2 separate regions of the Mus musculus genome follow, and region 1 is linked to region 2. The links are chromatin loops, found by intact Hi-C in ENCODE. Cell type or tissue: left cerebral cortex. All regions are shown on one strand.

The links. Peaks named below come from ENCODE experiments on the same cell type or tissue, not always from the same donor. Only the 100,000 strongest peaks of a DNase experiment are listed, where the experiment ranks them.
Region 1: a loop joins it to region 2, with 8 times the contacts of the local background. A loop is called at or near these places in 3 of 42 quality-filtered maps.

Annotation. Positions count from the first base shown.
Region 1 is chr1:60,842,126-60,850,125 of GRCm38, reverse strand. No RefSeq gene overlaps it. Among named protein-coding and RNA genes, the nearest start is that of Gm38137, 18 kb to the left of the region's middle. In left cerebral cortex, no CTCF peak of the experiment used is centred here; DNase peaks (open chromatin) are centred at 822, 3,005, 4,255 and 4,591; H3K27ac peaks cover 4,500 bases.
Region 2 is chr1:60,404,134-60,412,133 of GRCm38, reverse strand. It overlaps Abi2 (abl-interactor 2), which reads right to left and starts at 2,515. Exons shown (of 12, transcript NM_001198570.1): 1 at 2,215-2,515. The coding sequence starts at 2,331. In left cerebral cortex, CTCF peaks have their summits at 626 (motif pointing right) and 7,059; DNase peaks (open chromatin) are centred at 2,533, 3,989, 4,704, 7,051 and 2 more places; H3K4me3 peaks cover 3,181 bases; H3K27ac peaks cover 3,114 bases.

The sequences.
Region 1 (8,000 bases), 440 kb before region 2:
GATGATTCGCTCGTCCTGGTGATCCCAGTGCTGGAGAACTGGAGGGCTGACCAGCTTAGCTACCATCCAGGCCCAGATCCAAAATCGACATCATCTGTGAATAGATGGAGCATGTGAAAGGGTCAGGACAACAACAGGATAACTGGGAGGAGTCCCAGTAAGGATCCAGTACTGATGGGTAGCAGAAGCCAGAGGCCTTGGACCAGACCAATGACTCATTGCAGTGACCATTTGCAAGTGAAGACATGTGGACAGAGGGGTATACTCTAGGACACACTGGGACACACTTTAGCTTTACAATGAGATGTTTTCTATGCTTTGTTTCATTTTTGTTTGGGGTTGTTTGTTTAGTTGGTTGGTTTTTATTTTATTTTGGGGTGAGTGGGCACAGTTGCAATGGGAGAGGGCAGAAACGAGGGAATGGGGAAATGAGTGGGACTGGGATGCATGATGTGAAACTCACAAAGGATCAATAAAAAGTTGGATGGAAAAAGATAAACGATGGTTGTTTGACACCATGAGAGTGAATCAAGTGATTTGAGCTCTTTAATTTGTCCCAGCCTTCTGTCCGAAATGTTTCTTCCAAGACACAGAGAGGAGGTCTCCTTGAGTTGAGGAGATGGAACAGGAATTATCAGACAAGAAGACAGAGTTCTCAGGCCAGACTATTAGAGAGGGCCCAGCTGCACAGACAACTGAAAGTATGAAGGAGTCTGGTTAAATCTCCAGCCAGTGTCTGAGTAGGATTCAGAGGGAGGACACCCACCTGAGGCTAATGTAGGGTTAGAGGAAGGAATGCTTCTTGCTCACATGGGTGGGAAGTGGCTCACGTCCCCATCTGCCAGAATGGAAAACCTCCTGTTCTCATAGCTCGATGAATACAGAATCTGTAGTGAGGGGAAAAAACTAGCCCCAAAGTAAATGCTGGTCTAAATTTAACTCACAAAGCTTTAATATGCAGTCTAGAAGCACCACACTGTTTCCAGAATTCTGCATACTAGAACCAACACTAAAATATTTATGAGAATACGAAAATAACCACCGGACAACAAGGAAAATTTTCCAACTGCTATCTAATCCAAGATTACTAAGTATTGTGGGGAGCCGTTGCAGAGTGGCAGTTACAGAGTGGCAGTTACAGAGTGGCAGTTGCAGAGTGGCAGTTGCAGAGTGGCAGTTGGCTATTGCTGGCCACCACACATATATAGGCAGTAAAGGTTCTTTTGCCAAGATGAGGTTTTGAGAATTGACCAAAGTTAACCAATCAGATGAGAGACAAGTTAACCAATCAGATGAGAGAGAACGCCTCTCCTAGGCCTATATAAGCAGCACCAGTTCTGGGCTTGGGTCTCTTTGCCTCTGCAATCAAGCTCTCCTAATAAACGTGTGCGGAAGGATCCTGTTGCAGCATCGTTCCTCCTGGCCAGTCGAGCGCGTGCAAGAAAGTATAAAGAAGTAGAAAAAAACATAACAACAAAACATTATCAAAGATGTTAGAATTGTAGACAAGAACAGTCATTCTTGTTATATTCCAAATGTTCAAGACCGTGAAAGGAACTGTAAACTTGTTAATGAACTATATTTAAAGTGACCCAACTAGAACTTCCTTTGATTAAGTGCCAGAAATTTATGATAAACAGTGGGTTATTGATAAATAAAATAGAATTAGTGAACTTGAAAGCACAGCAATATAACCGATCTCTAACGAAACCAGTATTGGGGGGCGGGGAAAGACAGACAGACAGACAGACAGAAAGACAGAGCACCTAAGACCTTCAAGTGGTTCAATACACACGTTATCGGAGAAACAAAACTCTTGAGGGGAAACAAGGGAGGGGGAGCAAAGAAATATTTCAAGAGACAGCTTAGATTATTTTCTTAATTTGATGAAAGTTATAAACCCACAGATCCCAAATACTCACTCAAGCCAAAGCATAGACAACGTAAGAAAGTTTTACTGAGGTCTGTAACCAAACTATCTACACCCAAGAACTGGTCGAAGCCCTCAGAGGAAGAGATCATGAAGGTGCTCTGCCCCCCTGAGACTGAGGAATGCCCCAGCTCTTCCAGCCCTTCACATGCCCCTGGCTACAGGGGTGCCGCTGGGGTCTGTAAGCCTAGAGAACATTTCCTCACCTCCCAAGCTGAACTCAAAATGTAATCAGAATTTCTAGTGTAATCTATGTATCTTTTTCTTTCTTTGTAAATCTCTATCCTTAATAAGGCAGGTTAACTGGGTAAACTGAAATATCAGATACCAATTTTAAAGAGCTCAGGAAATATATTGAGCTAAATAGATTTTTCTTTAAAAATATCAAAATGAATGTAACAAAATCCATTAAGTAACAAAATATAAAAGTAAGTGGTAAAAAGTATCTGCCCTCATCCCTCTGTGATCACCATGGATCCTCAGTCCTAGCCCTGGCTACAGAGTCCTGACATCTTCACAAGGATTCTTTCTTCTCTCCCCTCTGTTTTTCCTCTGGCAGTCCTAACACTCTGCCCCCATTCTCTCTGACTTTATTCAGTGCCAAAATAAGAAACCTCTAAAGCCATCTCTTCATTTCTTGTTTGGATTGTCATCCTCTTCAAACCCAGATTACTTCTCTAAAATGATTTCCTTTGAACTACAAAGGGTTATAGAATAATTGGAATCTTTTAATGAAATATTCCTAATGAAATGGGTAAACAAGAAAAAATGCTAACTTTACTTATTAGCAAGAAATCAGAGGGTTTGCATTTGCTTAGTTTGGGTTTGGGGACATGAGTGTGTGTGTGTGTGTGTGTGTGTGTCTGTGTGTGCGCACGCACGCACGTTTGTGTGTTAAGTGCAATAACATGGAGACTTTATGTTTTAATAAAGCTGTTTTGTTGCCATGGTTGCAAATTTGCATTAACATGTTCACAAGGAAACCAATGTGTGGTATGAATATTGCTCCCACTTTCACATCTGCCCACGTGCTCCAGACAGGGATTGGATAAACTGGCTTCCAGCCCTGATCTCCTCCACCACCCCCATAGAGTGAGCATTTTTCACAGAAAATCTAGAGTTCTCTAGGATATAAAGTTAGGATTGGCTCCTGTTCCAGACACAAGGTCAAACAAGATTTCTGACGGGCTTGCTTCATGAGGTTCAATCACCCTTCACCCCTTTGGCATGATGCATATGCATGAGATCACTAGGAGACTGTTTATTTAGTATCTAAGCTCTTTACAATGTATTTCAAGATAAATATAATCACTGAAGAAGTTACACAGCTTGAAAATTCTGGCACTAATCTTACAGCAGTTCTTACAAAACAAGTTTGCAAATGATCCTTTCTAGGGGTGGGTGGAAGATTCAAGACAGGGTTTCTCTGTGTAGCCCTGGCTGTCCTGGAGCTTTTGTAGACCACGCTGGCCTTGAACTCAATGCGATCCCCCTGCTTCTGCCTCCCTGATGCTGGGATGAAAGGCTTGTGCAGTGATCTCTTGATGCTTCTGTTTCAGGTAACATATTCTCTATTCTTTATTCCTCTTTCTTGCCTCTTTTTTTTCTTGTAAAGTTCATAACCATCATCCAAACTTGTCTCTCTGAAATTTGAGACCCAAATCTGATCATAGGCATATTTTCTAGTAAGCAGACAGGCAGCAGGCAAACAGAGCAGACTACTGAGCCTCCCGAGCCCCTGCTCAGAGACAATTCCTTAAAGCCGCAATCCTCAAGCCAGGATGGAACTATTAGCTATGATTACACTCAAGCCATGACCATCCCTAACTGGTCTCCGATCCTGTATATCCTTCCCACTTCTCATTGCTGCAAACCCGAGTGATCCTTTAAAAAGCAATTCTGTCCTCCATGAACTTGGGTTGGAAATCTTGCAGCGTGTCCTGTTGTCGACAAGATGGTGTCCAAACTCCTTTTAGAAAGCACCTGAGGTTCTTCAGGTTCTGAATCCCACCTCCTGCTCTGACCTGATATCTCAGTGTCCACCCCGCTCCTCACCTTTGGATCCCTCTCTCTGTGAACTACAATTTCAACTGAGTAGTTTCACGATGTCAGATGACCACAGAACTCTTAAGTCAGTGACCTATATGTTTAAAACTATTTGAATGCTTACTACTGTGTGGCTCTGGTTGAAGAAGAAACAATTCTTGAGTCCTTAGGTTTCCATTTCCTGAGATCTCAAAGTAGTCTCTAATCCATCCTTGCCCGCTGGCTCCCACAGTGGCTGTGAGCCACCCACCACCCACACTCTGCTCTCTGAACAAGATGCTTTTTATGATCTAGAGCAGCACATTCAGGTTGCCAGAGCCACAAGCAGGAGAGTGCAAGGTATGGTCCTGAGTCATAGTCTCCCGTTCCCCTTGGAGCATCTGAGCTGTTCTAGCTCAATATCTTAAAATAAAATAAAATAAAATAAAATAAAACTAAGAACACAATCATGCAGGTGATGAGGTCCACACTGAAATCCCCCTCCCCCCCCCCCCCCCCCCCCCCCCCGTATCTCATAGACCTCAAGTAAGTCATTTGCCATGGTTTTCACAGTCTCATCAAAAACTAGTGAGCTGCTGAGTTTTCTAAGGCGAGTATGTTTCTCCAGCTGGGACACGCCCACAAGACAATTGCTTGGGTGGTGTTTGGCAGTGAAGGCGCCTAAGCCCACACCACATCATACTTTAACAGCAGTCAAGTAAGAAAATTTAGAGAAGCAGAGAGAGCTAGGGTTAGTATTTTAATGGCTTCTAAAGTCAGTATTACATTTACTAAGGCTCAGAATTTATCAAAGAAGATGATCCCCAAAGCACGGGCTCAACTATGCCCTGAGCACACAGGTCAGGTTGCTGTCTGTTTTCAGATGTGTTACAAAGAAACAAAACATATGCCAAGGATTTCTAATGGTTAGAGTTTAGAATTTTAATGCAAAATTTAGGGTTTTATTCTTTTAAATAATGATGAGGGGTTCCAGGTAAACTATAAACTACACCTCACTCGTTCATTGGCATTTCCTTTCTGCTTTCTTGGGTTGGAGGACAATGTTGTGGATTTGATTTAATGCTTGCCTTATGGGTTCCCAAATTACATGAGAATCCCGAGTGTTAGCTGCTAAGGGTCCTTGCCCCAACTGATTCTAATTTGTAAATAAAGTTGCTGGGCAGGGAGATAGAGATGAGACTAGATTTTCTGGACAAGGAAACTAGGAAAAGGATTTGGAATCATCATGCCAGGGTTTGAGAGCCATGGAAGAAGGGTGCCAGCCATGTAAGAGCTTCGGAAGACAGAGTGGATCTGGGTAGCAAAGATTGAATAATTTTAGTAAGCAATAATTCAGGAGTATCAGAGTGTAGGCCTTGGCTACTAGATGAAATTTGAGAGTGGCTCTGCCATTATATTGTTTAAGGCATGTTAAAATAGAAGACTCTGTCTGTCTGTCTGTCTGTCTTTCATTCAATAATCCAGAACATTTTGGCAGGTGGTGGGTTGGTGAGGAATGTTGCAGGGAGATTTGAATAGGGTTAAGTGAATAATGTAACAGGACAAAGCTAAAATCTCTAAGATTCCAAAGAGAAGGCCCAACCGATACCTTTTTTGGCCACCTACATGCTACTTAAACTATTTCTTTAGGACTAAATGTCTCACCCCCCTCCCTGCACACCACTTCAATTTCAGCCATGATGGGCAGTTTTATGGTAACTCAAACCCCTCTTCAGTATCTCACCTGAAGCATCTGCCAAGTGGATTGCTTCATTATTTCTAAATAAAAGCTTTATTGGGTAAACTACACATTCACAGATCTTACTGTTTAAAAGTACTTAACGGAGTGCTTTTACTGTACTTTCAGTATTGAACACTGGTCATTACTGCTTATTCAGAGAGCTGCTGTTTGTTTGTTTGTTGGTTGGTTGGTTGGATGGTTAGTTGGTTGGTATCCTTTGTCAGTTTCCCTTCTTTCAGATACCCACCTTGGGCAACCACTGGTCTTTCTGTCTCTGTGGATTCAGCTATTCACATTTTGTAGAAACAAAATCATATAATATTTGGTCTTTTGTGACTGGATCTCTTTTATTAAGTGTGTTTCCAAGGTTCACCTATGTTGTAACATCTACCAGAGCTCTGTTGTTTTTTATGAATAAGCAATATGGTTTTGTACGGCTATGCCACAGTTTAGAAATCCATGTATCCATCCATAAACATTTGTTTCTATTATGGATGGTGCCGTTATGAGCTTCCCTTGTATGTGAGTTGTTTTTAATGCTGTAACCATGGGCTTTTCTACTGTGCTCCAGTTACCAAAATAACGACTCCAAGACCTAATTATATTTGAATAAATGCCTAGGCCATAAGCTTGGACTTGTTCCCTGACTAGCTCGTAACTTAATAAATCCATTTATCATATTCTATGAGTGCCACATGGCTGGTTTCCTCTTCTCGGTTTCAAGCATCTGTCTCCTCAGAGTTCAAGGCTAATCCCTTCCTATGCCTGATTGTATCCCAGAGTTCCTCTCTCCCTACCAGAACTCCCACCTCCCATTTCCTGCCTCAGCTCATTGACCAATCAGCTTTTTATTAACAAGTGATGCTTCTGGACAGTACACAAGAGATCATCTTGCTTTCAAGAACCTATTTGTTTTTGAATATGCTTTATGGCTTTATGTATTTGAAGTCAATATATATCAGTTTATTCTGCTTAGAGTTTTTTTGTGGTTTTTTTTTTGTTTGTTTTGTTTTGTTTTGTTTTTTTAAGCTTCTTGGATATGCAGGCTTACATTTCCCATCGACTTTGGAGAGTCTTTAGTCCCTCTTTTTTTCAAATAGTCTATCAGTTCTTTTTCTTTTCCCCTTTCTCAAACTCTTCTGGAATGCCTGATGCTATCAACACAATGAGAAGCAGATATGACAATGGGGGAGGGGTTGGGTGGAAAGGTGAAGAGGATTAGTGGAATGAGTGAGGGACAAGAAAAGGTTATTATAGGGGGTAAATATGACTAAATACACAATATACATGCATGAAATTTTCATAACGAAACCCATTACTACATATAATTGATATGTGCTAATAGAAATTCACTCAACAGCAACTTCTCAAATCCTGATTTCTATCTACTTGGTTCTTCTCTTACAATTTCTAATTGTATCAATTTTCTATTATTTGGACATTATTCTCATACTTTATTTTAAATTTCAGCCATAACTTCCTTTAGATCTTTGACTACCTATTTATGATAACCAGCTTGTAGCTATTGTGAAGTGTGGCATCTGGTTTTCCTAAGGCAGTTTCTATTGGTCTCCCCTACCCTGTGCCTCATATAGGTCCTACCTTTAGGCTTGGCAGCATGCTTTATGCTTTTTTTTTAGGATGAATATTTTAAATAATATCATGTGCCAACTCTGAATATCAGCTTCTGCTTCTGTCTCAGAGAAGTTGTGGGCCTTTGCTGCTGTTTTCCTTGCTGCTATATTTTTAAATTAACTAATTACTTAGCTTCACATCCTGACCACAGTTTCTCTTCCCTCCTCTCTTCCAAATCCTTCCCCCACACCTTCTCCATACCATCCACTCCTCCCCTACTGATATCAACACTCCTTGGCATATCACATTGCATTAGGACTATGCACACCTTCTCCTTTTGAGGCTAGAAGAGGCAGCCCAGTTAGAGGAAAGGGCCCCAAAGGCAGGTTAACAGAGTCAGAGACAGCCCCTGTTCCTGCTGTTAGGAGTTCCACTTGAAGACCAAGCTACACAACTGTTACACAAGTGTAGAGGGCCTAGGTCAGTCCCACGCATAGTCTCTGGTTGGTGGTTCAGATTCTGTAAGCTCCTATGGGCTCAGGTTAGTAGATTCTGTAGGTTTTCTTGTAATGTCTTTGACCCTTCTGGCCCCTACAATCCTTCTTCCCCTTCTTTCTCAGGATTCCCCGAGCTCAGCCTAGTGTTTGACTGTGGATCTCTGCATTTGTTTCCATCAGTTGCTGGGTGAAGTCTCTCTGATGATAGTTATACTAGGTTCCTGTCTGCAAG
Region 2 (8,000 bases):
TTTTTCTTATTAGCTGGCTGCAATTGCAATCTAATCACTTTTCCACTCCCCAATTTCTCTTCTGACAGATAAGACTTTCCCATACTATGTTACACAAGGGAACACAATTAGCACTTTGGGTCTTTTAGGTTTTGCCTCTCCAAGCAGCTGTGACGCCCTGAAAATAAGCATCACCTTTCTACCCACAATTCCCTACAAAGTATAAATTAACTATACTTAGCTCGTCGCACAGTATCCAATAGGAATTAGTTCTAGGACACACTCCCACCCCACCCCAATCCCCACTCCAACCCCATCCTTGGATACTGAAGTCCTTTACATAAAATGGCATAAAATTTACATTCAATCTATCACACATCCTCCCCTAGAGTTCAAATCTGTACATTATTTATACTATATAATAAAATGTACATGGCACGTTAAGTAGTTGTTACACTGTTTGGGAATGACAAGAAGAAGGAAGACTATTTCCTCCTCCCACAAGAAGGGCTGATGGTACATGGTATTGCTATTTAATTTGCTCACAGATCGGTCTCTTGAACTATATTATAAACCCCAGAAGAGTTCAGGATAAGCAATAAAAATCTTTGTTTTGTTTTGATTAAGATGTATTTTATGTATATGAGTACACTGTAGCTGTCTTCAGACACACCAGAAGAGGGCATCAGATCCCATTACAGATGGTTGTGAGCCACCATGTGGTTGCTGGAAACTTAACTCAGGACCTCTGGAAGAGCAGTCAGTGCTCTAAACCATTGAGCCATCTCTCCAGCCTGCAGTAAAACCTTTGAATGCTTCCTACATAGCTCTGTATTTGTAAAGTATCTGACAGACATTTGTGGGGAATTTTGATCAATCTTTGACCAAAGACACACACACTCTTCCTACTGAACACACACTTTCCACCACTTCTTTTTAGGGGAGAAGATTCAATTATGTCTGATTCATTCTCAATACAAATGTTTACAACATAATAGTAGAGTTCAGTGTGTGTATAACCAAATAAAATCTAAGCACATTGTCTTTGACTAACAATGTGGTCCTCAAAAAACTTAAGATCCTATAAATTGCAGCATCTGGGTTTTTTTGTTTTGGTTTTTTGGGGTTTTTTTTTTTTTTCCAATTCATACTCAGATTTGAGAATGTTTTCAATACAACTGCTGTTAAGGATATCTGCAGGGACGGGAGTAGGGACAAGAACATTAAAATACAGCTAACAGTTTAAGCATCACGCTTCCATTCCATTTTATCCAAAGAATTTAAACGGGAGTAAAAAAAATGTAGACACAACCTGTAATTCAGTATAAGCCCTACGGAAAACAAGAGATACTGGATTTGCATACCATGAGTTAATTTTTAAAGTGTTGCTTCACAAAATTTTTACATTTATCCCATGACCAGCTGGTTCTCATCTCACCAATGCCCCGCCCCACACACACTTCTCACCTTCCTACACACACATACACTGAAGTCCCTGGGCCAAACCAATCATCATGGGAAAAAAACTAAACCATGTGGTTCGTTTCCCTAATTCTTTGTGAAAATAGTCATAGTTCTTTTTTCCCCAAAGGAAAATTACCTATTCTAACGAGACCTGAGAAGGAAAGGCAGCTCATTATCAGTTTCCCATTCTCCACAGGGAGGAGAAAAAAAAAATGGTATTAACTTGCAATAAGAGACAGCCGTTCCACCATGCCCCTTTTACATTTTAAAAATGTTTAAACTTAAGGGTTAAGAATTTTTGTTTTGTCTTCAGGGTACATTCGCAGGAATGGAGAAGTGAGGCATTTCACTTTGCAGAAAAAGGACCCCTTAATAAAAAGGGGGTCCCTCGGAATTTGGGCAGGGGGTAACCTATCCCTCTGTCACACAAGCCTGCCATCGAGCAAGATCCCGTTAGACAGAAAACGCCACTCGCCACCTCCCCCGCCATCCGGAACACTGACAGGAGAGGACTGCGGGGGCGACGGGGCAGAGGCGAGGGGGCGGGACGCCACGCACCGCACGGCACCGCACCGGTCACTCGCACGGGGCTGCTGGGGCCTGGTGGCGACCCTCGCTCCCTGCAGCCGCCGCCCTCGCCCTGTCCCTACCCCGGCGCGGCTCCCTGGACCGAGCACCGCGCGGCCTCCCCCGCTCGCCATCGCCCCGCGCGCCCCTCACAGCCCGCGTCCTGCCGCGCCGAGCCGCGCGAGGGGCCGCGTCGCATCGCACCTGGATGTAGTTATTCTCGCAGTAGTCGGCCACCCGCTCCAGATTCGTGTAGCTGTCGAAGAGAGCCCGGCGGCCCCCCGGGATTTCCTCTTCCAGCAGCATCTGCAGCTCCGCCATCTTCACATCCTTCTCTTCCTCCTCCTCCTCCTCCTACTCCTCCTCATACAGCCCGCAGAGGCAGCGGCCGCGACGCCCGGGAGAGGAGGAGCAGCGGCGGACGCGGCGGGAATCGGGAGGAGCGAGCGGCTACCCCCCCACACACACCCTACGGCGCGCGACGAGGGAGGGGGCGGAGGGGAATGGAGGCGGGGCGCGAGCCGACGGGCCGCGAGGACGGTCACCGCGGCGACGGGCGCGCGCACGCGCGCTCCCCTCCACCCGCCCCCAGCGCCCGAAAAAGATTCCCACCCGCGCCGCCCCTCCCCCACTTCCGGCGTCTCCTAGCGACGGGAGGGCGGGGGCCGGGATGCGCGCGGGAGCGGGGCTCTGGGTTAACCCTTCGGCCCCGCGCGGCCTTCCTGGGTCTGGGAGTCCTCAGCAGCCTTTGTTAGCCGGGCGGGAATGCACCTCTGCTCCCTGCTGCTTCACGCCGCCGCCCCCCATCTTCACCTCTGCACTTCACCCGGGGCCGGAACCCTGCGGAGGTCATCTGCCTGAGGAAGCTCGCCTAGGGAGAGGACACAGTGTCTTCACAAGCTCTGTGAAAGATAACACCTCATCCGAACAGGCAGAGCCACTGAACTTCCAGGCAGCTCTAAATACCACCTTGAACCTCATCGGCTTCTTTACAAATTGCAGTTACCTAGTCCCAAACCTATTCGTTCGTTCATTCATTCATTCATTCATTCACTCCCTTCCGTCCCCTGTCCTGTCCTCTCTTTCTTCTTGGCATGGTCTCCTGTATAGACCGGGCTGACTGGAATTACAGCCACATGCTGTGGTTGCCCAGCCTGGGCCTCCTCCTCACTTCACTTTTTTTAAAATTTCGATGGTGGTTTTGCTGGTACTATTTTATTTATTCACATGGTTGTAGCATGAATAAGATTAAACGAACAATGACAAACGTGCGTTTTTTTCAGATTAAGTACTACAAATTCAAGGACGTTCATCCTGGTCTTGTTATCCAGATATCTAATCTTTTTTCATAAATATGATTGGCCCACACCGTGAAACTTGAAAAAAATAAATAAAACTGACACCTTCTGTGATATCAAGACCACAATCTTTGTTAGTTCTGTGGAAACCCAAAGGGCACCCACCATCTTAGAGGGGTTTAGAGTTTAGGATTTGTGGTTTCAACTTTTATTGCTCTTGCTGTCACTTGGCCTCCTGTGATCAAATTTCAGATGATGAGGGAACGATTATACATTCCTAGAAAAAAATCAAATGCACTCGCTCACATATTTGTGGAGTAAACCCTGTGTTGTTACGTTGGCTTTATGATAAATACATTACCAATATGCGTGAGCTTTTGCCGCAGAGCCTAAAACAGTATTTTTAAATGATGATGTGGTCCACCTGGATCTATTGTTCAGCACTTTAAACACCTGTCTTAGTGTGAATGTTCTAAGTGTGAGAAGCTTGTTAAAAACAAAAGGGAGAGCTGGGGTTTGTAGCTGAGTTTAACTATGTGTGGAAAAAGAAGAGAAGCCTAAAGTGTGTGGAGGGGGATAGTTATGTATAGACACATGCACTTGTTTCAGGAAATGAGGTACAAACAGGTGAAGAAAACAAACATCAGATCAGACTCTTATACAAACCAGTAAATCAAAAAACTGTGTTGATGGGTCTGGAGAGATGGTTCAGCCGTGAGAGCACACACTGTTCTTCCAGCGGATCAGAGTTTGGCTCCCAACATCCGTGTCATGCTGTTCACAATCACTGCAGGAGATACAACACCCTGACTTGTCATTCACTGGTACCTGCACTCATGTGCCATACACTCAGATAGAAACACACACATAAACAAGAAAATGTTTTTAAAAGTTTGTTAATGTAAAAATTGTAGTTTTCATCTTAAAGGAAATAGGGGAGGGTTTATTCTGGAGCCATTTGAGTGACTTTGGCCAGGAAACACAGACTTTAGGCTACCTCAAATTCCATGTTCCAGCGTGGAAAGAGTTTCATCATGTTTTTGTAGTTTTACAGAATAAAAGTTGTAAATGGAAGCAATTTTAAAATACACTGGTGGGTACATCAGAGAAGCAGATACATCAAAATCAGAGGGGCCTTTCAACAAGCTCATCTTTTAGATTGGTTGAAGCTAGTTGCCTGCTGAGTTAATAAATGTTAAAAGGTCTCTTTTTATCTGTTGTCACAAGATGTTAGTTCCAACATGGCAGGGGAGAGTTGTTTGCAAGGAATGTCTCTCCGGAAAGCCAGGACTTAGCCCATGATAAGAGAATTAGCCTCCGGACCTGCACTATCCCAGCGTTTCCACAGTGCAGGAATTCTAATCAGCCAGCCAGCCCGTCTCTACAAATATAGATTTCTTCCACTTTTCTTTCACCACCAGATGCAGCTTCTATTCAAGGTTCCCTTCAAATCTACTAGATACCTTGAAAGCAGACAGGATCCTTCCCTGCTATACTTTTTCCTGACTAGCATTCTTTCAAATGCTGCCTAGCAAAACAAATTTCCTGAGAGAGGATTCACCAAATCGCCAAGGGAAAACTGGAATGCTCTCTCTAATTTGGGACAGCTTCTTTGGCTCTTTAAGGAATCAGAACTAGGATTGTAGCTCAGTGGTAGAGAACTTGGCTATTTTCATGCTGTCTTTAAAACTCGGAAGTCTGAGGGCCCAAGGATGTAGGCATACATTTTTGTTGCCACTAAGAAGGATTTTCTAAAAAGAAAGAAAACAAGCACAAAAAACTATGAATTAAGGTCCAGGACCATATTGTGTACCTCTTGAAAACTATCACTAATTGCCCATACTTCTTTAAGCTGATGAGCATAATTGAAATCTATTGAGTTTTAAAGTTTTTCAGATAAACTGTTATGGTAAGACAAATCCATTTAAGCCATCAAAAAGTAACAAGATAAAAGTACTTATTTAATGTGAACTCCATTTGAATAAAAGCAAGCCTCTGGGGCAAGAAAACTTTAAATAAAATAATGTTAGCTGGACAGTGATGGTGTATACCTTCAATCCCAGTGTTCTGGAGGCAAAGGCAGATGGATCTCTGTGAGTTGGAGGCCAGCCTGGTCTACAGAGATAGTTCCATGACAGCCAGGGCTACACTGTGAAACCTGTTTTGAAAACAAGCAAACAAACAAAATTCCCGAGAACAATCTATCTCTGGATGTGTAACATTCAGGTCCCTCCACGTCACTGACATTCTTATCCAATCTTGCAGGAGTTTCAATGAAAGGTACAGTCCTTTTCAGAAAACCTTGTTCATAATATCATTTCCACCTTCACAGAAATATCTTACAAAAAAGGATAAGTAATAGTAATATTAAAAATAATCAAGTACTCTATGTCAGATTTCAGTTAGTATTTCACAAGAGTCAATTCCCATTAATATTGCCAAGGTGGCTTTATAGTTTCCATTTATAGACAGAAAAACCAAGGGAACACAAAAATATATTTAGAGATTGTGGACTTAGGACTTACATATTGGTTTGACCTTTTAAAAATGTTTTTCTTTTCCGTTATGCCATGTTGTCAAACTTCCAATATTTTAGCTCTATAAATGCCATCCTTCGAGTGTAGACACTAGTAATGCCTACTGATCACACATTATGTAACCTCTTATAAGAGGAGGGAAGGCTAGACCCATTCAACAAAAGAGCCTTTGCGTGTTTACAGAGTGTGGTGGTTTGACTAGGAGTGACCCTCATAGGTTCAAATATTTGAACACTTGCTTGTAGGGTGTGGCACTACTTGACTGGGATTAGGAGGTGTAGCCTTGTTGAAGTAGGTGTGGCCTTGTTGGAGGATGTCACTGAGGTGGGCATTGAGGTTTCAAAAGCCCAAGAGAGACCCGGAATCTCTTTCTGCTGTCTTGGGATTTGGTTGTGGAACTCTCAGCTTCTTCTTCAGCACCATGTCTATCTTCCTGCCTGCATACCACCATGCTTCCCACCACAGTGACAATGGACTTAAACTCTGTAAATGCAAGCAAGCTCCAATTCAATGTGCTGTGGATGAATAACACAGAACATTGCAATAAATTCAAGCCCTATCTCTCAGTTTTTCCTCTTGTCAAACATCCTTAAAATATGAATCCCAAACTTAACTCCATATTCCACTACAGCAAAGTGCCACGAGACAACAATCCTAACACATTTTTTGGGACTTGTCAACATGTATGGAGATTATTAATAAAAATAAAAGAGGGGTCAGAAATAGGAGGGAAAGACGTAAGGTTCTGAGAATAGTAGAGTAAAAGGCCAGGAAACAACCCTTGAAAACATAAAGATGCTGGAATTACAGGCATAGGCCATCACACCCAGTTTGTGCAGTAGTAGGGGCTGAGCCCAGGGCCACATGCATACTGGACAAGCATTCTACCATCTGAACCACATCACTAGCAACCAGTACCACCACAAGTCAGGGGGAAATAAAAATGCTAGAATTATTACATGAAAGCCTGAAAAAAAATAAGTTAGATTATAATACAAGAACAAATACCACATAACTTTAAATTTTTAAAGTTTTATAATTATAAAAAGAAGCATGAGTATATCGCACTGGGATTTCTTTCTCTTTTTTTAAAGATTTATTTGTGTGTGTGTGTGTGTGTGTGTGTGTGTGTGTGTGCTCTATCTGCATGTATGTCTGCAGGCCAGAAGAGTGCATCAGATCCCATTACAGATGGTTGTGAGCCACCTTGTGGTTGCTGGGAATCTAACTCAGGACATCTAGAAGAGCAGACAGTGTTCTTAACTGCTGAGTCAGCACTCTAGCCCTAACATTGGAATTTCAATGAAGTTTCTAATGATTTATTTATTTTTACTAGATGTGCATTGGTATTTGGTCTGCATATATATTTGTACAAGGGTGTTAGATCCCCTGGAACTGAAGTTACAGACAGTTATGAGCTGTCATGTGGGTCCTGGGAATTAAAACCAGGTCCTCTGAAGAACAGCCAGTGCTCTTAACCACTGAGCCATGTCTGCAGCCTCTCAATGTCCCCATTTTTAAGGGAAAATACAATATGTAGGCTTCTATATACTTAGAGATAGCACAATAGTTAAAATGAAAATCTGGGGGGAAAGTTGGGTGTGGCAAAGAGTTCATATTTGTAAGATGTGAACAATAAGGAAGTCTTACAAACCAACAAGACAAAAGCCAGGCATGGGGCCCACACTGGGGATCCCAGCAACAAGGCAGGATGAGGCAGGAAAATTACTTTATCACAGGAGATTGAAATTAGAGTGAATAACATGAGCTGCTGCCTAAAAGGGGGCTGAGAGAAAGATAACTATCCAGTGTTGAAGAGAAAAGAATGTGTACAGGAACTTGTATAAATAATAAATATAGAGGTGGTTAATAAAACCAGGCATAGTGGTACACATCTGTAATCCCAATACTAAAAAGGCTGGGAGACAGGAGAATTGACGATTCAAGACCAGCTTGGGCTACATAGCAAGCCTTTTTGTGAGCCCTGTGGTGGGAGACTGCAGGGGGAGAGTTTGAGAGATGTAAAGAGAGAGGCTCAGTATCACCTGAATTAGGTGAAAATCATGCAGATTAATACCAAGAATAATACCAATCTCACAATCTCACGTATTACTCATGATTTTAATATTGTATATTCCTTCTAAACAGTAATTTG